Regions from separate parts of the Mus musculus genome. Here region 1 is linked to region 2. Evidence: chromatin loops called from intact Hi-C (ENCODE). Cell type or tissue: gastrocnemius. All regions are shown on one strand.

Evidence for each region. Peaks named below come from ENCODE experiments on the same cell type or tissue, not always from the same donor. Only the 100,000 strongest peaks of a DNase experiment are listed, where the experiment ranks them.
Region 1: it touches region 2 in a loop (2.5-fold over the local background); 6 of 42 quality-filtered maps call a loop at or near these places.

What each region holds. Positions count from the first base shown.
Region 1 is chr11:77,438,135-77,443,134 of GRCm38, reverse strand. Ssh2 (slingshot protein phosphatase 2) reads right to left here. Exons shown (of 15, transcript NM_177710.4): 13 at 1,077-1,277. Among named protein-coding and RNA genes, the nearest start is that of Coro6, 23 kb to the left of the region's middle. In gastrocnemius, no CTCF peak of the experiment used is centred here; DNase peaks (open chromatin) are centred at 368 and 2,863; H3K4me3 peaks cover 1,359 bases; H3K27ac peaks cover 4,716 bases.
Region 2 is chr11:77,364,776-77,369,775 of GRCm38, reverse strand. All of the region lies in intron 2 of Ssh2 (slingshot protein phosphatase 2), which reads right to left. Among named protein-coding and RNA genes, the nearest start is that of Coro6, 97 kb to the left of the region's middle. In gastrocnemius, no CTCF peak of the experiment used is centred here; no DNase peak of the experiment used is centred here; H3K4me3 peaks cover 786 bases; H3K27ac peaks cover 5,000 bases.

The DNA of each region.
Region 1 (5,000 bases), 73 kb before region 2:
GTTTTAATTTTACAGATGGGGGTCAAGTGGGGACTAGAAACACCAAGTAACTTCTGAAGGTTGCAGCATACGGGTGAACTAGGAACAGAAACCAGATCTAATGATGCAAATTCTGTGTTTTTTCCTGTCTGGAGTTTGCCCTCCCTTTATGAATCAGGCTCAGGAAGTCGGGATGGAACAGAAAAGGAAAGGAAAAGGAAAGAGGAAGTGTGATATTCTGGTTTATGCTGCCCTTCATATCCTCATTTAAATTTTTTTCCTGAGATTCCTTTAACATCTAAGAAAAACCACATATTGGGGGAGGTATACTGGGGAAGGGAAACCAACCCAACAGCTTGCAGTAGCCTGGGGCTCCAGAATAAATACTGAAGTTGGCAGGACACGTAGCGTCCTTCCTCTCAGGAGGTCACATGAGGACATTGCCTAACATCCGTTATGTGTGTGTCTGGGAACATGTAATATTTATGTTCTCCTCAAATGCTTAGGTACCTTTTCCTTGTGCCAAAAAGAACCCCCGTGCCCTATCCTCTGATTTAATGTGAAAGTATCATCAGAGTTGGTGCTAGAGACCTGGAACTTCTGTGAAACAGAGGATTGGGTATTTCCCAGCTTCTCAAGACAGAGGCTCAGATGAAATCATTCCAAATGCTGAGTAAATGGGAGGGAGGGCTGTTAGTGGAAACCATAATGCTATGCTGTGGTCACATTTTCACAATTCTTTGGGGCTGGAGGGTGGCCCCTCTGCGTGGATAGGCTGGAAGGCTATTTAACATTTTGTTCTGTGGAAACATAGCCCAGATTTGAGAGTCAAGATCAAGTCATGAGACTTGCTGGAGTCAAACCCTGGCACCAGCTGCAACTGCTTTTAGACAGCTGTGCTATTGCTCTAAAAACACAGCCTAGAACTGTTCACAGGGAAGCAAACCAAGTCTATCAAGCCAGAGGATTTCAGCCTGTGACAGCTCAAGAAGTTGATTCTCAAGTCATTTACCATATGATGCAAGAGTAGCTGAAGGAGATTTTTTAACTCTGAAAGGTAATGGAATGAGAGGCAAAGAAAGCCACTCACAACCCACCTGGCCAGCAAGATCCCTTGGTATTCTTCCAGTTGTCTCATGAAGCTGGGGTTAGGCTTGGTCACCGTTCGTCTTTCCTTCACATAGTCATAGGCTCGATCCAGATTCCATCCATACTCCTTCATTGCATAGGCAATCACAGTGGAGGCTGAGCGACTCACCCCCATTTTGCAGTGCACAAGACATTTAGATCCATGTTTCCTAGTTGGGAAAGTGAAGTGAAAAAGGACGCTGATAGTACAGTGTAAGAGCTGGGGTTCAGGTTCCTGTATTGCCCTCCCATTCCTTTTTTTTTTTTTTTTTTTTTTTTGCTATGCAATGTTCTCATCTTGGTACATCCATGTGCCTCTATGATCAAATATGAGGATTAAGTAGGCAGCTTTAACTGTACTCTTAAATAATATTTGTCTGTCTGTTTTTTGAGACAAGATTAATCTTAGTAGCCCTGGCTGTCCCGGAATGAACAAACCCTGTAGACCAGTCTGGCCTTGAACCCATACATTCACCTGCCTCTTCCTCCCCAGTGCTAGGATTAAAGGTGTGGCGCCACCACTGCTGAACTCTCTTTTTTTCACTTTTAATATTAAGCCTATTAATCCACTCAGTAAAGATTTATCAAGTATTTACCATATATAAGTTAATGTACTAGGTGCTAGACACAAACTTAAGTTAACACACAACTTCTATACTAAAGGGTAGGCGGGAATTAGAGAAACAGACAATTAAAATTCAATGTTGTAGCACACTGAACGTCCCAGTGTAGGGAGGAGCTCATTCCTGTGTGGTGGGGGCCGCGTCCCTCACAGCCCTCAGGCTCCGGAGTTAAGGTGTGGTAATGACTCATCATCTGATTTGTGCTAATAGAGTTATTTCTAGTTAAGTTCCCAGGAAGGGCTCTGTCCCGGGAGGAAAGCATAGATGAAGCATAGATGTTTTTTCTCTATTCTAGAGATCACTTTCCACACACTATCACAACCCCAGGGAACTAAGGAAAGCACGTGACGTATCACATGTCATTCTCAGTGTTCAGGTGAAATGAACGAGAGCTGCCTGTTTGTATTTTGCACGCTCTGAAGTGAACTCAGGGCTCCACACATACTCTGAGGGCCTGCACTATCACTGAGCTACACCCCAGTCCCTGTGGGCTTTTAATACAAGGGAAAACGACGCTACCACAAAGCAAACAAAATACCTCAGTCTCACTGGGTCAAAGCTAGTCATCATTCAGAACTGTTCAGTAATGTTCTAATTCTAACAATGTAGTGTTCCAGCACAAACTAACTCTTCAAGGATCAGCTAAATGCATGAATAAACTTACGGATCTGCTGATCACATCTCCAGCTGTTGAAGAGGGAATATTTTAAAAACTGGAGAAAAAGAACTGTTACTATTATGGATACTACTCATGGGCTCTAGAATCCTTTCCAGTAACTGTTCCAATAAATCAAAACACGGACATGTGAGCCAAAGCAGAGAAGCTGTTCATGTGCTCACTGGCTATACTGCTAGTTGACGCTTTGCGATTCTGCAGTCATGAGCTACAAGAATGACTGAGGAATTATCAGTGCAAATGAGCCCGAGGTGACTTGCCCAAACGAATGAGCAGATAAGCTACAGGAATGCAAAGTATGGAATGGACTAATTTTTCTGAATTTTAAGACCTGTATTGTTATTTGTGCACGTGTGGGTGGGCGGGCATCTGAGTGTGGTGGTACATGTATGATACACGTGTGGAGCTCAGAGGATGACTTGGAGGGGTCAGGCCTCTCAACTTCTACCAAGTGGGCTCCGGGATTAAACTCAGCCTTGGCAGCAAGCCATCTCGCTGGTCCTTACGACAGAGGTTTTTATTAGACTATTGTTAGGAAGCCGATGCACAGAAATTCAGAAAAAAAAATTAGACATGCGTTCTATGTTTTCCAAATGATCTCTAAAAACATCAAATTTTAGGCCTTTGCTTATAGGTATGGCAAGTGCTTCAACTTGGACAAGCCTAAATAAAATAGAATTTATTCCCTATGGAAGTACCTTTTCAACTTTTACTTTTTTCTTATCATTTTTTTTTTTTTTTTTTTTGGACAGGGTTTTTCTGTGTAGCCTCTGCTGTCCTGGAACTTGGTATGTAGACCAAGCTGGCCTTGAACTCAAAGGTCCACCTGCCTCTGACTCTGGAGTGCTGGGATTAAAGGTGTGCATTTCTTTGGCATTTTTCAATTGGGCTTTTTAACTATTCAGCTTCTAACTTGTTTAAGAAGGATCTCAAGTTAGTTTTCACTTATCCCACACATTTCAATTTCACCCCTTAGTCCCTGTATACAATTGTGTAGACTAAGCTTGCATTATAACATTAGGAGTAGGGTCCTGTAGAAGAGATATATAAAGAGGCACTTTGTCTCAGACTCTGGCCTGAACTTGGAAGCTCATGAACAACTGCCTCCATTGCCACCTTGGTGCTTATGGTGATTTTGGTTGACAACTGGACTACATCTGGAATGACCTAAAACCCCAAAATGGCTGGGCACACCTGTGAAGGAGTTTTGCTTAACTAAATCATCTGAAGAGGGAAGATTTACTTCTAATTATCTTTGAGGTGGGAAGACCCACCTCTAATCTGGGCCACTGCTGGCAGCCACTGGCATTAGAGCCTATTTCTTCAGGATTCCAGTGTATACTGAAGACCAGCTTTGGTATCCAGCCTCATGGATTGAACAACTACTGGGTTCTTGAATTTTTTGTTTATGTGCAGTCACTGTTGGGTTAGCTCAACTGCAGCCTGCAAGTTTGTAACCCTGACTAATACAGATTTTTGGTGCCCAAAGTGGTTCTAGAGGGGCTGGAGAGATGGCTCAGTGATTAAGAGTACTGACTGTTCTTCCAGAGGTCCTGAGTTCAATTCCCAGAAACTACATGGTGGCTCGCAAACCACCTTTGGGATCTGACAGCCTCTTTGGTGTGTCTGAAGACAGCCACAGTGTACTCATGTAAATTATATATATATATATATATATTAAAGTGGTACTAGAGCAACAGAAGTATAAGGATTAATCTTTTAAACAACTGGAATAGGCTTTCCAAATTGCCAGCATCTATAGTTGTCAAAGCCTCTCCTGTTCCTGAAGCCTCTCCTGGGACTTTGCAGAGTATGAAAGCCCATGGTGGGAACTATATTACAAAATCAAGGAGACAAATACATTCGATCATCAGGATTCACCATTTATGAGAGGCAATAGATTTGGTGCCTGTCCTGTCTATCAAGATTCTTAAGTAAAGTGTAGACTAATTTCTGAAGGAAGTTAAGAACAGGGGTTTCTCAGTTACTAAAGATGGTTTGAGTGCAGTCCCCTCGGAAGAGGGGTGTGGCAAGGAGCTCACTTATTCTTTCCAGTGAAGGTATGAATAACACTGGGAAAGGAAATCCTCAGAGCTTTGTCAATTAATTTGAAGATGACCTCAATGAAAGGCAAGAGAAAAATTTCACCATTTATATTATCTACAATAAAGTCAACAACTGTAAAGATTCTCAAAGCTACTTGAATGCCTTGTATTCAGAAAAGCCTGGTATTTCACCTGTTCACAATAATGCTTCCTACAAAACTTACAAATATCCCTAGTAGCATTTAAAGAATTTAATTCAGAGCCAGGCATGGTAGAGAAGGCATGCCTTTAATTTTAGCATAGGCAGTAGAAGGCAGATTCTACTGTAATCAGGCAGAAACAGGCAGATTCCTGTGAGTTCAAGGCCAGCCTGCTCAATGTAGGTTCCAGGCTATTTAGGATTACATAGGGAGACTTTGTCTCAACCTCCCCCTGCTCCTGCCCCTATTTCTCTCATCTTTATTTTCTTTTAGCTTCAGGATAATTCTATTTACTTTAATTTGCTGCTTAGTGGAAAATGAGGCTTTATGTGGTTATCTTCTTTCCCTT
Region 2 (5,000 bases):
CCAGACAGAAATGCTTTGATATGCACAAATTCCTTCTACTCATAAAAAATATTTTCTTTGTCCCTCTTGAGTCTCTTGACAGGCCCTTTGGTCTTGAACAAATACCAATGCTTTAAGCCTCTCACACAAGGATTTAAAAAAAAAGTCTATTTACATGGCTATTAACTCTTATGCTACCTGCCTTTGTCCTAACTTTTCTTAAAGTAATTTCCTCTCCCCACTAAGTTATACTTTGTTAAACCTCACATTTGAAATCAAACTTGCCTGTTTCTATCTGCCAGCTGACAAGCTCATCAATTCAGACAATCCACTGGCCTTACAAGTAATTCTTCCTCATGGCACTTTGTTATCACACATGTCTATATCATTTCCTGCCAGGTACCAGACTTCCAGCATCAAGGAAGAACAGCTGGGGAGAATGCTTTTACACAAAGGACTTTCCTCCTTCCTACTGACTTTAGCGGATATGACAGTATACTGATAGGCTTTAGTTAAATGAATGGTAGTTTAGCTAAGTTCTGTACTAGTGTGTTAATTGTGAGCTGACAACCAAGGGACAGTAAACGTGTCAACATGTAGGACCCTCAGGTAAACTGCCTAGAGTTAGGAATACCATAGGAAGATAGTTTTCAGGAAGTCAATATCTCCATCTCTAGAATGAGGGAGAACAAAGAATTGACATAAAACACAACCACAGGGTAGCCACAGAAAGAACGGTATGCCTAGAGAATAAGATCTGATCCAATTTATATCTAATTACAGAAAAGCTGCCAATATTATAAAGCTGAGAAAGTTTGCTTCCTGTTCCTCTTCTGTAAATGAGATTGTGACACTTAAGATGCTATGAGTGAAATAGGATGAAAAAATAAGGTGTCTGTTCCTTTCAGAACACAGCCATTTAAAAAGTAGCTCAGCACCGACAATCCAAAATATCTCTTTCTACAAGTGAGGCTTCCAGTTCTCAGATCCCATTTCTATTGACTTACAGGAAGCAGTACACAGGAGTTACTTAATTAGCCAATGTTGTTTTGTTTTTGTTTTTTAGAGAAACCTTACTGTGTTAATGTAGCCCAGGTTGGCCTTTAACTCAAGACCCACCTGCCTTGGCCTCTGCAGTGTGTTACAGGTGTGCATCACTAGGCTGGATTCAGGGCTTTCTAATGACAGTACATATGGCTATCAGATTCCTTTGAGTCAGTTTTGTTGTCTTAGACATTTTCTCTGAAAGATGATGAGTACTTCATTTACTTCAGGGAAACATGTAGAAGTAGACAGAAAAACAAAATAAAACAAAACAAAAACCAGAACCTGAGGTCATCAAGACTTCTCAGCAGGCAGAGGTACTCGCCTCCCCGCCGGATGACCTGAGTTGTATTCCCAGGACCTTATGGTAGAAGGTAAGAAGCGACTCGGGAAAGTTGTCCTCCAACTTCTACATGTCCACTGTGGCATGCACAGAAGCAATTTATAAAAAAATGTACTACAATCTCACAGTTTTCATGCCATTAGTAAAGTCTATAATATGGAGTGAGTTAGTGTAGAGCTCAGTTTCTTCATGTAACAGTATGAAAACACTCATCAAGTTTGAGTTCAGGAGATTATTACCGAGAATCTTAAAACTACTCTCTCAGGGAACGGCCAATCGATAACCAGCCCAACTTGAGAACCATGCCACGGGCAGGCGTCAGTCCTCAACACTACTAGTGACAGTCTGTTATGCTTGCAGACAGGAGCATGTTGTCCTCTGTGAGGCTCTACCTAGCAGCTGACTCAGACACATGCAGATACCCACAGCCAAATAAATAGTGGATGGAGCTTGGGAATTCTTACGGAAGAATAGGAGGAAGGATTGCAAGTCCGGAAGGGAATATGAGCACCATGGGAAGACCAACAGAGTCAACTAATTTGGACCCTTGGAGCTCTCAGAGTCTGAACCACCAATCAAAGAACATACAAGGGCTGGACCTAGGCCTCCCACTCCCATGTAGCAGATGTGCAGCTTGACCTTCATGTGGGTACTGAACAACTGGAACTGGAGCTATCCCAAAAGCTGCTGCCTGTATGTGGGATATGTCTATTAGCTGGGCTGCCTTGACTGGCCTCAGTGTGAGAGGAAGCACCAGGATGCGGGGATACTCACGGGAGTCCCCACCTGCTTAAGAGGAGAAGAGGAAGGAGGATGGCAGAAAGATTGTAGAAGGAGGTGGCCAGGAAGGGGGCAGTGAGTGAGATGTGAGTAAGTAAAAATAAATAAACAAAACAACAAAGAAAGTACACCCTCAGTCCAAGATGAGATCATTATATTTCTATGGCAATTAAATATGCAAAAAAAACCTGCTAAGCTTTTCAAAGCAAAAGAAGTGCAACTAGTAAAGAATCCTATAAAGGTCAAAATGGGTCAGGCTGCCCGACAAGCAAGATTGTTCAGAAGCTATATGGGACTCCATATTGTTTAAGACACCAAACGGTTAATGTGTTCACTGGCTTCACGCTTCCACTGGAAATTTTGCTGTAAATAGAATCCTTTTCTTCTCTGTTATCAATTAAATAACAATAGTAACAGGATAGGAAGGGGAATTTCTTTCATAGGAATAATCATTATAGAAAGGCTATGGAGGTAGTTTTATTCTCTAAAAAGAAAGTAAGGGGCTACAGAGATGGTTGAGCAGTTTAAGAGCACTGGCTGTTCTTCCAGAGGATCCAGGTTCAATTCCCCAAACCCATATGGTAGCTCACAACCATTTGTAACTTCAGTTCCAATGCCCTCTTCTGGTCTCCTTGGGCACCAGGCATGCACATGGTGCACAGACATATATGTGGACAAAACACTCATTCACATATAATGTAAAAAATATTATTCATTTAAAAAGAAAGTAAAAGAAAGCCATATAAGCTAAAACAAGGCATAGGGAAATCACCATCACTGGTTGTAATGTTGATTCATTTAGTCTCCTAGTAAAGTCAGTTTATTTCTGTGTCTGAGTTTTTTCTGTTAAATAGGCATGGTAGGTGATATCTACATGATATCTCACAAGCTTGGCGAGAAAACACACACACAAAAACAGTCTTCCTAGTAGACCATGGTTTTCTCCAAAGCGGATTGTAAAGTTCAAACCATCACTGTACAAGACCTAAGGTACATGAAAGCTTATGCTTTGTTTTTTGCATTTCAATAGCTGTTAATTTTTGGTTAATAAAGCAGAAACAATAAATCATGAGCTAGGTATATTTTCATATAGAAATAACTTTGGCTTGTTTTTCTTACTTTCATTAAAAAAAAAGGGTCTCTCTTTGATACCAAGACTAGCTTTGAATTGTGATCTATTTCAACTTCCCAAGTAGCTATAAATACAAGTGTATACCTCCATACCTGGCTTGCCTATATTCTTTTATAAGTAGGCTTTTATATTTTATTTTCATCTAGTACACAATTTTTTACCTTTTGAATCTTGTATTGTTAGAGTGTTTCTATTTCCTTAAATATAAATGTAACACTAGTGAGGAAGACCAGTGAAGGTCATTCTACTGTCTCCTATAGTACTAGTAGCCAAGTCCACCTTACTATATTTAGACAAGATATGCTCACCCTATTAAAGATAGAAGGCGACTCAGTCCTACGCTTAGCTCACAGCAGTAGGTTGGTAACTTCGTCATGGGAAAAGACACCAAAAGCAAAACTATCAACTTAGCATTCCTTGACAGCCACCAGAACAACTAATGCTCAATTTTATTCCATCCTGAACGGTGGTATAATCTCTAGCACAGAGCTAAAGATCTCTACCATACATAAATCTGGCACAGTCATGCCTAAAGCAATGCTATGAATACCTTGCATGCAACTCACTTGCCAGGACTGCCTGCCACACCTCAGGCAGAGACAAAGAGCTGCCCAGGTTAACAGGGTAAAATGTTCAGCAGTTTTGTCTCCTCGGAACTAGAATAAACAGGTTTTCAACTTGGGAGTCACCAACTTGAAAACTAAACACCAGGAACTAACAGTGGAGAGTTATCTGGTAGTGCTTTTTTTTTTTTTTCCCTTCGAGACAGGGTTTCTCTGTATAGCCCTGGCTGTCCTGAAACTCACTCTGTAGACCCGGCTGGCCTCGAACTCAGAAATCTGCCTGCCTCTGCCTCCCGAGTGCTGGGATTAAAGGCGTGCGCCGCCACCACTGGGTCCGGTAGATAGTCTTCTGGTTGACAGCTTCCTCCATCATGTATCCCACAAAGAGTCAAGTGAGGGCAAAGCTCATTCTTTACCTATTCTGTCCTAAGTCTAATGTGCTTATAGAACTTAGATTTTTATCATTGACTCATTGACTGATTTTGTTCTTTAATGGCTAGGGAAAAATCTTATATTCCTTTTCATTCTTTCCTTTCCTTTTGAGGTAGGGTTTCACTATATAGCTCAGAAGAGAAACATTAAGAAAAAAGAAAGAAAAGAAAAGCCAGCCACGGTGGTACACACACGTGAGCTAGCCATGTGGGAAGCTGGTACAAGAGGATCTCTATCTAATTCAAGCTACTTCGGAGTTCAAGGTCAGCCTGTACCTAAAAGCTAATATGGTACCAATGAGATGGCTCAGTAGATTAAAATTACTGGCAATCCGAGTTTAAATCCTGGAACCCACAAAGAAGTGAATGAAGAAAGCCAACTCCACAAACTGTTCCCTGACTTTTACACTGGTACTGCAGCATGTGTGTCTGCCCTTCCCTCACAGTAGTAAACTAAACAAAAAATAGAAAGATAAAACAGGGGTTTGAGTACACTTAGGGATAAATAACAGAGCTCTCATTAATTCTATGTATTTAAAATCAGGCCATTTTCATGGGTTTATGCAGTCATATAAGGTCTGGTGGTTTATGCAGTCATATAAGGTCTGGTGGTGTAGATAGTTCACACTTGGTTTAATCCTCTAGTGTTATCTTTAAATTCTGAGTGATTTATGAACAAGGGGTCCTATGTAGTTAATTTGCAGAAGGTCCCACAATTATGTAGCTGT